2 separate regions of the Homo sapiens genome follow, and region 1 is linked to region 2. A link is an interaction called in ENCODE POLR2A ChIA-PET data of the cell type or tissue named here. Cell type or tissue: CD4-positive, alpha-beta T cell. All regions are shown on one strand. Links, peaks and the distances in the headings refer to the core of each region. The heading gives the core; the rest is flanking DNA. Region 1 overlaps TOX2 (TOX high mobility group box family member 2). Region 2 overlaps TOX2 (TOX high mobility group box family member 2).

What was found. ChIA-PET counts read pairs that join two places held together with the same protein. Peaks named below come from ENCODE experiments on the same cell type or tissue, not always from the same donor. Only the 100,000 strongest peaks of a DNase experiment are listed, where the experiment ranks them.
Region 1: POLR2A ChIA-PET joins it to region 2 with 10 read pairs; 6 of 35 experiments call an interaction of 5 or more read pairs at or near these places.

What each region holds. Positions count from the first base shown.
Region 1 is chr20:43,939,746-43,945,113 of GRCh38, forward strand. All of the region lies in intron 1 of TOX2 (TOX high mobility group box family member 2), which reads left to right. Among named protein-coding and RNA genes, the nearest start is that of TOX2, 28 kb to the left of the region's middle. RefSeq lists enhancers at 2,879-3,379, 3,101-3,430. In CD4-positive, alpha-beta T cell, for the core only: no CTCF peak of the experiment used is centred there; DNase peaks (open chromatin) are centred at 2,326 and 3,086; H3K27ac peaks cover 785 bases.
Region 2 is chr20:44,066,201-44,071,568 of GRCh38, forward strand. It overlaps TOX2 (TOX high mobility group box family member 2), which reads left to right. Exons shown (of 9, transcript NM_001098797.2): 8 at 530-657; 9 at 2,450-3,416. The coding sequence ends at 2,486. Among named protein-coding and RNA genes, the nearest start is that of JPH2, 120 kb to the right of the region's middle. RefSeq lists an enhancer at 1,705-2,221. In CD4-positive, alpha-beta T cell, for the core only: a CTCF peak has its summit at 4,002; DNase peaks (open chromatin) are centred at 2,391, 3,261, 3,661 and 4,241; H3K4me3 peaks cover 2,175 bases; H3K27ac peaks cover 2,985 bases.

The DNA.
Region 1 (5,368 bases), core at 234-5,233, 130 kb before region 2:
AAAGAAAAACAACTCATTTCATTTTGCTAGATTGTCTAAGGATTAAAGAGATGACAGAAAGTACCAGTGCCTGGCACAGAGTAGATGCTTACTAAGCACCCCAAGAGTGTCTTATGGGGTGCTTATGTGATTCAGTCGGTGCTGCTGCTGAGTGACCACAGGGATATGCTCAGATATGCTGCAGAGGTTTCCTTCTGTAGTTAAAGGGCAGGGAGTCATGCCCTGTATGAGACATTTTTCCTTAGGGAAAATGAAGTCATGGGACTTGTTCATCTGGATAGTGCAGTCCAGGGGTGTATGGGGCTTGGGGTACTGCAGGCAAGTCCCTGGGACAGTGTGGCTGAGGGATGGGGCATTGGGTCTAGGAGCTTGGTGCAGAGCTCAATCAGGAACCTTGAAAGAAAACACAATGTGAAGACTTTCTACCTTGAGGACAGTGGGGCCGTGGAAGGATTTTAAATGGTGGGACGTCACTTTTTTTTTTTGAAGAGTTGGTGTCCTACTCTGTCACCCAGACTGAAGTGTAGTGGCATGATTATAGTTCACTGCAGCCTTGAACTCCTGGGCTCAAGTGATCCTCCTGCATAAGGCTCCTGAGTAGCTGGGATTACAGGCATGCGCCACCATGCACAGCTAGCTTTTTTTTTTTTTGTCTGTTTTTCAGAGATAGGTCTCGATATGTTGCCCAGGCTGCTCTTGAATTCCTGATCTCAAGCAATCCTCCCATCTCGGCCTCACAAATTGCTGGGATTACAGGTGTGAGCAATCGCACCTGGCAACTTTTTTTTTTTCCCCCAGGAAAACTCTACTAATTGGCCTGGAAAATAAATGGGGGAGGGTGAGCTAAGGGGCTGCTATGGGGATCCAGGCCAGAAGGGTGAGAGGCTGAGCCAGAGTCGCAGGGATGGAGGGAGAAGAGGTGACTGCAGAGGATGAGGCAGCTATCAGGGCACCCTAGGGGTGTGGTGTGGCACTTTAGTGGTCAGTGCTTTGCAGAGACGAGGCACATGGGATTAAGCAAACACAAAATCCCAGTGGGCATGAGGATGTAGACCAGGGCACCTTAGAAGCGCAAAGCGGCTTTAGTCACTTCCCTTGCGTGAGATTTGTTTAATAGAAGCTTGCAGCTTCGCAGCACTTAACAGGTGCTGACGGGGGCATCACAATATTGTGAAATTAAGCTGTGAAGCCGACTTCATTACCAGCTTACCTGGCGATGAAGCAGCTGCCTTAGTTAGCACTGATGGTTGGGCATGACAGAGCTAAAATTGAACTTGGCAATTACTGCTCATGAGAGGTTCTCAGTACTGTGAAAGGAAGGTTCCATGGAAATCAACCCTGGTAATCACAGGGTTTAAAATTAGTCAGTTACTATTAAGGTTGCTCTGTCAGCATATGCTTCAGGGTGATGTGAGGGAAGGGGGCGTGGAAGCTTGGGTTTGGGCTGTTGTGGGTTACCTTATGTTCACCTGCACTGCATTTAAGAAAAAAAGTTGGTTCTAGGACAAAGGTTCGAGAGTCCCAGGGTTAATATCATGGTGCAGGGTGGCCATTTGGATAATAGGTGGTTTTAAAGCCTTTTTTTTTTTTTTTGAGTATTTTTTGAGACAGAATTTCGCTCTTGTTGCCCAGGCTGGAGTACAATGGCGCGATCTCGGCTCACTGCAACCTCCGCCTCCCAGGATCGAGTGATGCTCCTGCCTCAGCCTCCTGAGTAGCTGGGATGACAGGCATGTGCCACCACACCTGGCTAATTTTCGTATTTTTAGTAGAGATGGAGTATCACCATGTTAGCCAGGCTGGTCTCGAACTCCTGACGTCATGTGATCCACCCACTTCGGCCTCCCAAAGTGTTGGGATTACAGGCGCGAGCCACTGTACCTGGCCTAAAGCCCTGTTCTTTTTATTTGCGTAAGCTCACACCCTCTCAGCTTTGGTGTTTTCTATTGACTTAAGGAGGTTTCCTGACTCGCTTCTGGTCTCTCCTTGGGATGTTGCACAGGAAGAGCTCAGCTCTCTGTGGGTTCCTCCTTGCCCTGGAGGAAGCAATGATGTGATAGGATGGGAGGTTCCTGAGTCCTTCACAGAATTGTTTTTGGTAAACCTTGGCTGGAACATCTCAGCAATCTCAGAAGATTTGTCCCCGTTTTGTGAATAAAGACAGCAAGGGGCTGATATGGGCTTGGTTGCTACTGTAGTGAAAATCAAAGGACAAAGCTTATAATGATTCAATTGTGAGTTTGCCTGGGCTGTGTGCACTGACCCTCATCAATAAGAAGATGGAAGTTGACTCCTTGCTGTGAGCCTCAACTTCCTCATCTGTAAAAGGGGAACTTGTTTTGTGCAAGTGTGAGGATTAAATGAGATCATCAAAGCACAGTAGAACCTCAGCATGGTGGCTGTTGGCTATTAACAGTGATATTTATGGACCAGACCAGGCACTTTCCATCGATGACAGCTGCTTTGACAAAAACCCCACCAGGAGGGAACTATTATTCCCATCTTAACATTAGTAAACAGAGGCTCAGAGAGGATCTAAGTTTGGCCAAGATCTAAGGGTACAGCCAGGATTCAAACCCAGGCATTCTGGCCACAGAGCCTGGCCATTGTCCCTGCCCCTCACCCTGGGAACAGCTGAACAACAAGGAAACAAGTAACATCATAGCTCATGCCTGTCATCCCAGCACTTTGGGAGGCCAAGACGGGAGGATTGCTTTAGGACAGGAGTTAGAGACCAGCCTAGGCAACATAGTGAGACCCTATTTTTACAAAAAAAGAAAAAACACAAAAATTAGCAGGGTGTGGTGGCACATGCCTGTAGTCCCAGCTACTTGGGAGGCTGAAGCAGGAGGATCTCTCGAGCCCAGGAATTCAAGGCTGCAGTAAGTTATGCTCATGCCACTGCACTGCAGCCTGGGCAATAGAGGGAGACCCTGTCTCAATAAATAAATAAATAAGAGAAAAAAGAAAAGAAAAAAGAAAACAAGCAGCTTGGACAAGCTGCCTCCATGGATAAGAAGAGAGAAGCATTAAAACTGAAAGATCATTTGCAAAAGGCTGCAGCTTCTCCACAGGAAGCTGAGTCATCTCTCTTTGTTTTGAACCGTAACCATCACGTTGCCTCAGAATCTGAAAAATTAAAAAAGAACTAAAAAAATGCTGAGTTTCTTCATGGTGCAGAGGCCCTTCTTGTCTCCACACCAGAAGGAGCTGAGCAGAGGGGCCACAGCGATGGGACCCCCTCCAACCCACATTAAATACCTCCACCTGAATATTTATTGCAACGGCAAGAGCACTGCACCTGGAATCCGGTCTCACAGCCTTGGATTTGCCTTGCTAAGCCTCAGTCATCCAACCTGCCAGGCAGGTGCACCTGCCGCAGCCCTGCCTTCTCTGTGGAGCTGGTGCTCTCGGGGTGCACGAGTCAGGGTTGGGAGGATGCTTTCTCACCTGTACACCTGTGGATGGTACGATCACAACCCCAAATGCCTCCTCCCAGTACATTTGGCAGAATTCAGTCCAGAATCTGGGCCTTGGCCTAGCTCCTATAAACTCCCTCTCCTACAGATGGTGGGGTTCAGTAAGAGTTTGATGAAGAATGCAGGGGCTTTCTGTGCTTGTCTGGTATCACCCAGCTTCTGCCTTTTAAAATGCCTCATTCCTTATCTGTGTACTCAAACTCTGCCCCTTCTCCAAATCTCGGCTTGACTGACACCTTTTTCATGAGGCCCTCGCCCAGGTGACCACCCTGAGACCCTTACCGGTGAGTACTGTCTTCCTTATACTCACCTCTGTGTGTAAGCTGGGCTTCCTGTGAGGACAGGGGCAGTGTCCTGATCACACATTGCTCCAGCTTCTGGAATTATGACCTATGTGAAGTAGGGAGGAGGCAGAGGGAACAACAAAAAAAAAGTTTTTTCAGTGAATGAATAAATAAATGAGACTTGAAAGATTTTTACCTTTGTGTTTTCTCTCTGACAATCAATTATACCTTTCACTTATCTCTTGTTTCTGATGAACAAGTTTAACATTCAACAAGCAACATGGCTTCTTGCAACATCAACAAATGCCCATCATTTTCAAGGCCGCATAGTATTCCATTCTATGGAGAGCCATGATTTATCCAATCCTCTATCGATGGACTTTATTGTCATTTTCATCTTCTTATAAATAATGATGCAATAAATATCCTTGTCCACACGAATTTGAGCCTAGAAAGTTCTTTATCATCCTAAGCTTATATAAATATTCATGGACAATTTCCTCTTGCATGCTTACAGCTTTGTGTGTGTGTGTGTGTTTCTAAATCTTTGGTATGTCTGAAATTTTCATCCATCTTTGTATCGCGGTGCAAAATGCACCTCTCTTTTGCCTTGAGACGAGTGTCATGTGCCTTGGATCTATGGGTTGTGTGCACTTTCTATCTGGTGAGCACGCACTGTGTGTCAGGCCCCATGCTGGGAGCCAGGACCCAGAGATGAGCAAGACAGACGATCCTGACCATCAAGAAGCTCAGAGCCTAGAGAAGAACAATAAACACAGAAACAAAAGCCATCAAACACATGAACAGAAACGATTGGCTGCAGGAGTGTGCTATGGACAAAGTAACTCAGGTGCAGGTGAGATTAGAGGAGCTCTCTTTGGGGAAGAAGGAGATCTTTGAGCAGAGCTGGAAGGATGAGAAGCAGTCAGTTGTGTGAAGGTCAGGGGAAGAGCATTCCAGGCAGAGGGAACAGCATGAAAAAGGTACAGAGGCAGGGAAGCAAGACTTTTTTCCTTTCTGGAGCCTTTTGTAATCCCCCTTCCAGCCTCTCCCTCCTCCTGCAGACACGCTGGGCACCAGCCCCCTTTATCACATGACATTTGCTATTCCCAGGCCGTTCTCTCTGTCACTTACTTTAGTATTGTTACAAGTGTTCAGGAATAGGATGATTCCCCAGAGCGCTTCCTGCTTAGTCTGGATCCTCTCAGCTCTGTGGTGCTTCCTCAGCAGCCTTTGCTGCTACTGAAATGTCCAAAAAATTAAAATTAGTTTAATAGCACCTGGCATAGTACATGACACTTAATAGGTACTATTATCCCCATTTTACAGGTGAAGAAACTGAGGCTCAGGGAAGTTAGCCATTCCAGCAGGCAGAGCTAGGATTCGAACCCAGCTCTGTCTTATTTCAAAGTCTGCCTTCTTCATGGAGCCCTAGTTTAACTGCATTTGTGCGAAAGCTAATGAGAGACTGCTGGTTAATCCTTAGTGCCCGGGGCCAGCTTTATCCCAAGCCCGATCAAGGCTTGTGGTGGGTGACCTTGGCCTTTGGCCTGATGGCTTCAGAAGAGTGGAAAGGAACCAGGGGAGGTTCTTATTTTTTTGTTT
Region 2 (5,368 bases), core at 242-5,241:
GATATAACCTCAGCCTTGGCACCTGACCTCTCTGAGCCTCAGTTACCACATCTAGGAAGTGGGTCTCGCACACCTTACCTGAGATGTGCTGGCTGCAGTGAACAGTTCACGAGTTGCCAGACTGACTCTTAGGATACTCCAGTCCCCCCTTCCTGCATCCTCAGCCCTAGCCCTGGCCCTTCCCAAAGCCTTCGAGACCTTACCCCCGCTAATTGTTCCACAGAGATTGCTACGAGGTTCACATGGCCCTTAGAGGTCATTGGGTTCAGTAATTCCATTTTACAGATCGAGAAACTGAGGCCCAGAAAGGGAAAGGCCCTGAAAGCCAAGTCCTTCAGCCCCTGATTCAGCCAAGACAAGGGTTGAACATTTTGAAAGGTGCTCTACTGGGAGCAAGGCAGCAGCCCTGGAGGCAGCATCTCTTTGGTGTGGACACCCTTGGACACATGGGCTCTCACCCCGGGAGGCCTGGGACAGTCTGCCCCCTCATCTCTCCTTGGCTCATGGCCTCCTCCTTCCCACTCTGTAGGACTTCCCGCACATCTCTGAGTTCCCCAGCAGCTCGGGATCCTGCTCACCTGGCCCATCCAACCCCACCAGCAGCGGGGACTGGGACAGCAGCTACCCCAGTGGGGAGTGTGGCATCAGCACCTGCAGGTTAGTCCTCGCCCGTCCCTGCCTTTGTCCTGCCAGCCAGGGAGAGTGGGAACAGGATGGCCAGGGATGGGAGAATGGCCAAGGGCAACGTGGACAGGGGAGGACCCTGCAGTCACTGTCAGCCCTGCTGAGGGGATCGATATCTCAGATGACACCGCAGAGCCAGGCCCCGGAAGGACTCTGCTGGCCTGATGCTGAGGCCTGCTTGGGAAACTGACTAGTCTTCAGTCTTGCTGCTTCTTCCTTGCTCCTGTTTTTTTCACAAGTGCTTCCACGTGACATTCACAGATGAGTCCTGCATCTTAGGCCAGTTCCCTAGAAGCAGAGCCTGAGGCAGCAGGGATTGGGTGCCTTTGGGGATGCACTGGGGAAAGCTTGCAGGAGAAGGGGGTGAGGGAGGCAGGACAGGGTGGGGGAAGGAGCTGAGGGGGGATGTGGCCTCAGCTGAAGACTTGCTTCTGCCTCATCCCATGGGAGCCCTGGAGCATGAACGGTGCTAGAGTGGCTCCCACCTGGAGGTCAGGGAACTGGCTTTTTGAACCCTTCATCAGTCAGCCCTTGGCTGTGGGCTGCCCCGGGGTGAGTGTAGCCCACTGGGCAGGGCAGCTCCCAAGACTAGAACAGCTAAGAATGCAGGACAGGGGACCTCGGTGGGACACGGTGGGAGAAGGGACCCACTGTCTATCCCAAGGAATTACAGACACCTTAGAGACCCCTTCTCCCTGCACCCCAGTGTCCTCCCTAGTCCTCCTGTGGGCCTCCTGTCTCAGGCCTCTGTTCCTATCCTGCACTCCACCTTTCAAACCCATGCTAACACCTCCCTCTAGAAAGTCTTCCTGGATCCACGCCACCCCAACTCTGGGGAAGAGTGACCTTTCAACAACCGCAGCCAGCAGGAGAGGGAGAGTGCAGTGAGGAGGGACACTTGCTCCTTAACCCGCCAGCCAGGTTCCCATTCCCTTGGCAAAAATGAGTCCCGCAGCCACACCTGGGGGACGTAGTGCCAAGCAGCTGTCCCAGCGATAGCGCCACAACCTGGAAGGCACAGCGCACTTGTCGGGTGGCCACCTTGCTGCTGAGAAACGCTGCCCCCAGCCCTAGCCTCGGCCTCCCAGCACACGGCTGGTTCCTCTGCTGACCCACCAGCGCCCTTGGACACTGAACAAGTGACCAGCGCGCATGCCCCATTTCTGACATGCCTGAAGTGAGATTCTACATGGGTGGGTGGACTCAGCTCAGCAAGAATCCCTTCCCTGCACCCCAAGCAGGTGCAGACCCTCCTACCCCAGCCCTTTCCTGTCCCTAAGTTTCCTTCTCAAAAGTCAGAATACTTAGGGTATGTAGGGGAGTGTCACACAATGTCCAAGCCTCCTGAGGCTTGCCCATCACATCCAGCATGGAGGTCAGACCCCAGCAGGGCCGTATTTTAAAAACATAAAAAGCACCTGTCCTCCCTTAATTCAGTTTGAGATTTACAAATTCCTGTGATTAAAAACCCATGTGAGAGCAATGGTGACATCGGCGTGCGCCTCGATGAAAGACAGACACGCTACTGCCCTTTCACCCAGAGCTGAGGACCGGGTGGTCCCCTGCTGGGTTTCCGGGAGGGGTTTGGTTCTGCTTGGTGTAGAGGTGGGTGGGGGTGGGACTTGCAGATGCAAGTCCCTCATTCAGCCACAGAGGGGCAGCTGAATCCAGGGGTGGGGGTGGGGCGTACAGTGCAGGGGTCCTGGTGCTCCCCTGGCCCGGAGAGGTACCCAACAGCTTTGACAGCCCCTCCTCTCTCTCACAGCCTGCTCCCCAGGGACAAATCGCTCTACCTCACCTAATCCCGCCTCCCTACCATCCCTGAGGCTCGCTGGAAGGCACTGCTCAGAGCCTGAAGGGCTGACAGCAGAAAAGAGGCCCTGGCCAGAGGCAGGGTGGCCCATCGGAGAGAGCAGTGACACACCCATTGCCCGGGGGCTGAGTCTCTTCCTCAACCTCCCACCAGACTCTGCAGAGGCAGCCCACTGCCCACCACCAGCCCAAAGAACCTGCAGGAACCTTCCGCCCGCTGACCTGCTTGCTCCAGGGTAACTGTGGACCCTGTCCTCGCCCTGCGCACGGTACCCTATGTCTGGACACCCGGCCCCAGCTCCAGCCCCAGCCCAGGTGGGCCGCCCCTGGCGGGGTCGCTTACCAACGGACACCCACCCCAGATGCATGGGCCAGAGGGCCGGCCCCCGGCATAGATGTGCACATCGGTTTTCCAGTGTGAACAAAAGATTACGAAACCTAGAAACTGTTGGTTCCGTGTAAGTAGTTGACTACGTGTTTTAGAACTGTGCTGAAGACATCTGTAAGACTATTTTGTGGGGGAAAAAAGTAGTTTCCTTTAAGGTAAAAAGCATTTTATATGATCCTTAGCACATTTTTAAGTTTTATCTTAAGGGAGACGCGCACAAAAGCGGCTGCCAAACCGTTTCGTCATCCTCACAGCAAGGACCGGACGCTTGCTAGCCACCCCGGAGCACTGCTCTCCTTTTAATCATGTATTCATCTATTTTAAATTGCCGGCGACGACTTTTGTCTATTTATGAAGAAACCTTGAGAACGAAGTTACAGCTTATCCTACCGTGTGTGTGGTTTTGGGGTTTCGTTTGGGTTTGGGTTCTTGACGTCGTTTGCAGCTGTTTCCTGGCCCTGGCGAGTGTCTGTCTTGGTGCCCAGTGCTTCTCTCAAATCTCTTTATAATAAAACTTCTGAAAAGCTGAAAACAAGTCTGTGTCTCCTTGCCCTTGGTGAGCCAGGGTTGAACCCCCTAAAGTGGCATAGAGCCCCTCGGGCCAGACGGACACGGGTCAAAGTCTTGCCTGACCTTTACCAGCCCATGTGGGTTTGTGTGTGGGTGATGGGACCACTCTGACCTCAGTCTTGCCCTCTAAGGGGGTAACAGTGGTCAGACCCGTAGGGCTCTTGCGACGATGAGAAGGGGTGTGGGCAAGAACGCCGCCACACAGGAACTTGCATCAGCTGGTGACAGTGGCGAGCCCTTCCTCTGGAGGATGGGGCCACCCAGGCTTGTGGAGGTGAGCAGTGGGAATCCAGGGAGGAGGCCAAGGGGTTTTTCAAACCTGAGTGTAGGAAGCATCCCAGACAGGGAATTCTTTAAACCAGATTTCCCAGCAGATGTTAGATGGTGATACTAACAACGACAGCAAACAACAACAAAAGGCAAATAATAGTTGACTGTTTTAACTACATCTGGAAAAATACCAATTGCCTGGTGGGAGGCTGCAACTCTTGCACCCTGTGATGCAGCCATTTTGAGGTGGGGACAGGTGCCCCCGCTCCCAGCCAGGCTCGGGACCGAGACAGAGGAGCCCCCACACTCAGGACAGCTCTCCCAGCCTCTCACTCTCCAATCACGGTAAACCCCCTCCTTCCAGATGACAGCCCAGGAGTGGGGTGCAGTTTCCCCACTGGAGGGCATTTTGTAATCCACTTTAGAAAAATAAAATAACCCCAAACCAGCCACCTGCCGTCCCGTCAGCAGCAGCACCGCAATGTGCAGCATAAATATTTCATGTGGTTACAATTTCCTTTTCTATGTGGGGCTTGTCAGTAACACGACGGCTTAGACAGTTTAATATTCAACTCTTGCTTCCATGTTTGTGAAAACAGCATCACTGGGATCCACGCAGACAGCCCACAATGACAAGAGTACAAGGCCCTCCTTGTACAGTGGTGCTGAGGCGGAGGCCTGCTGCCACCCCTCACAGCTGCACCAGGAGCTCAGGAGTCCTTTCCAAGCATCCACACGCCAAGACCACCCCCTCTAGGCTGCACGGGACACTCAGAGGCCCCAAGCAGAACCTAAGCGCCCTGCCTGCAGGTATCAGGGACTGTCGCACGGGTGTGTTCTGGGGCCCAGAGAGTGAGAATAGAGCCTAAAGGCCAATTTCAGGGCCATGGAGTGGACAGCGACTGTCTTAGTCCATCCCAGCTGCCATAACAGAGTGCCATGGGCCAGGTGGCTCACAGCAACACAAACTTACTGCTCAGTTGTGGAGGCTGGGAGGTCTAAGATCAAGGCGCTGGCAGCTTCAGTGTCAGGTGAGGGTTCACTTGCTGGTTCGTAAACGTCCATCCTCTCGCTGTGTCCGACAGGGCAGGAGGGGAGGGTGCTCTCCAGAATTCAACAGCACTCACCCCAATCCTGAGGGCTCCGCTCAGTCACCTTCCAAAGGCCCCGCCTCCAAATACTGGCCCGTTGAGGGTTAGGATTCCAATAATCAAATTCCGGGAGGACACAACCATTCAGTCTGTAGTGCCGACTGCAGTAGTTGGCACTGGTGTCCCCCTCTCGCCTGTCCTCTTCTGTTGCCAGAGCCCATCCCCAGGTCCTGAGTGCCATCCCAGTCATTGCCCCCCAGAGCTGCCACAGCTAATGACCAAATAATGGAGACGCCAACTCTCTGGTCCCATTCACAACCCGAGTCCATGGGAGCAGCCTGAAGCTGCCTCCAGCGGCAACACCATCCTTGCTAAGCTCCCTCCCCCCACCCCGCCCTGCTCTGAGGATGTGACTCCCTCCTGGGAGCACCCACTCAGTAAATCGCTTGAACCAGAATCCCCATCTCAGGCCCGTATGTTTCTAAGGCAACAGCCTACCATACTGACTATGCCCATGGCCCAAGTGGGGCCACATCGGTATTGCTCCAAATGT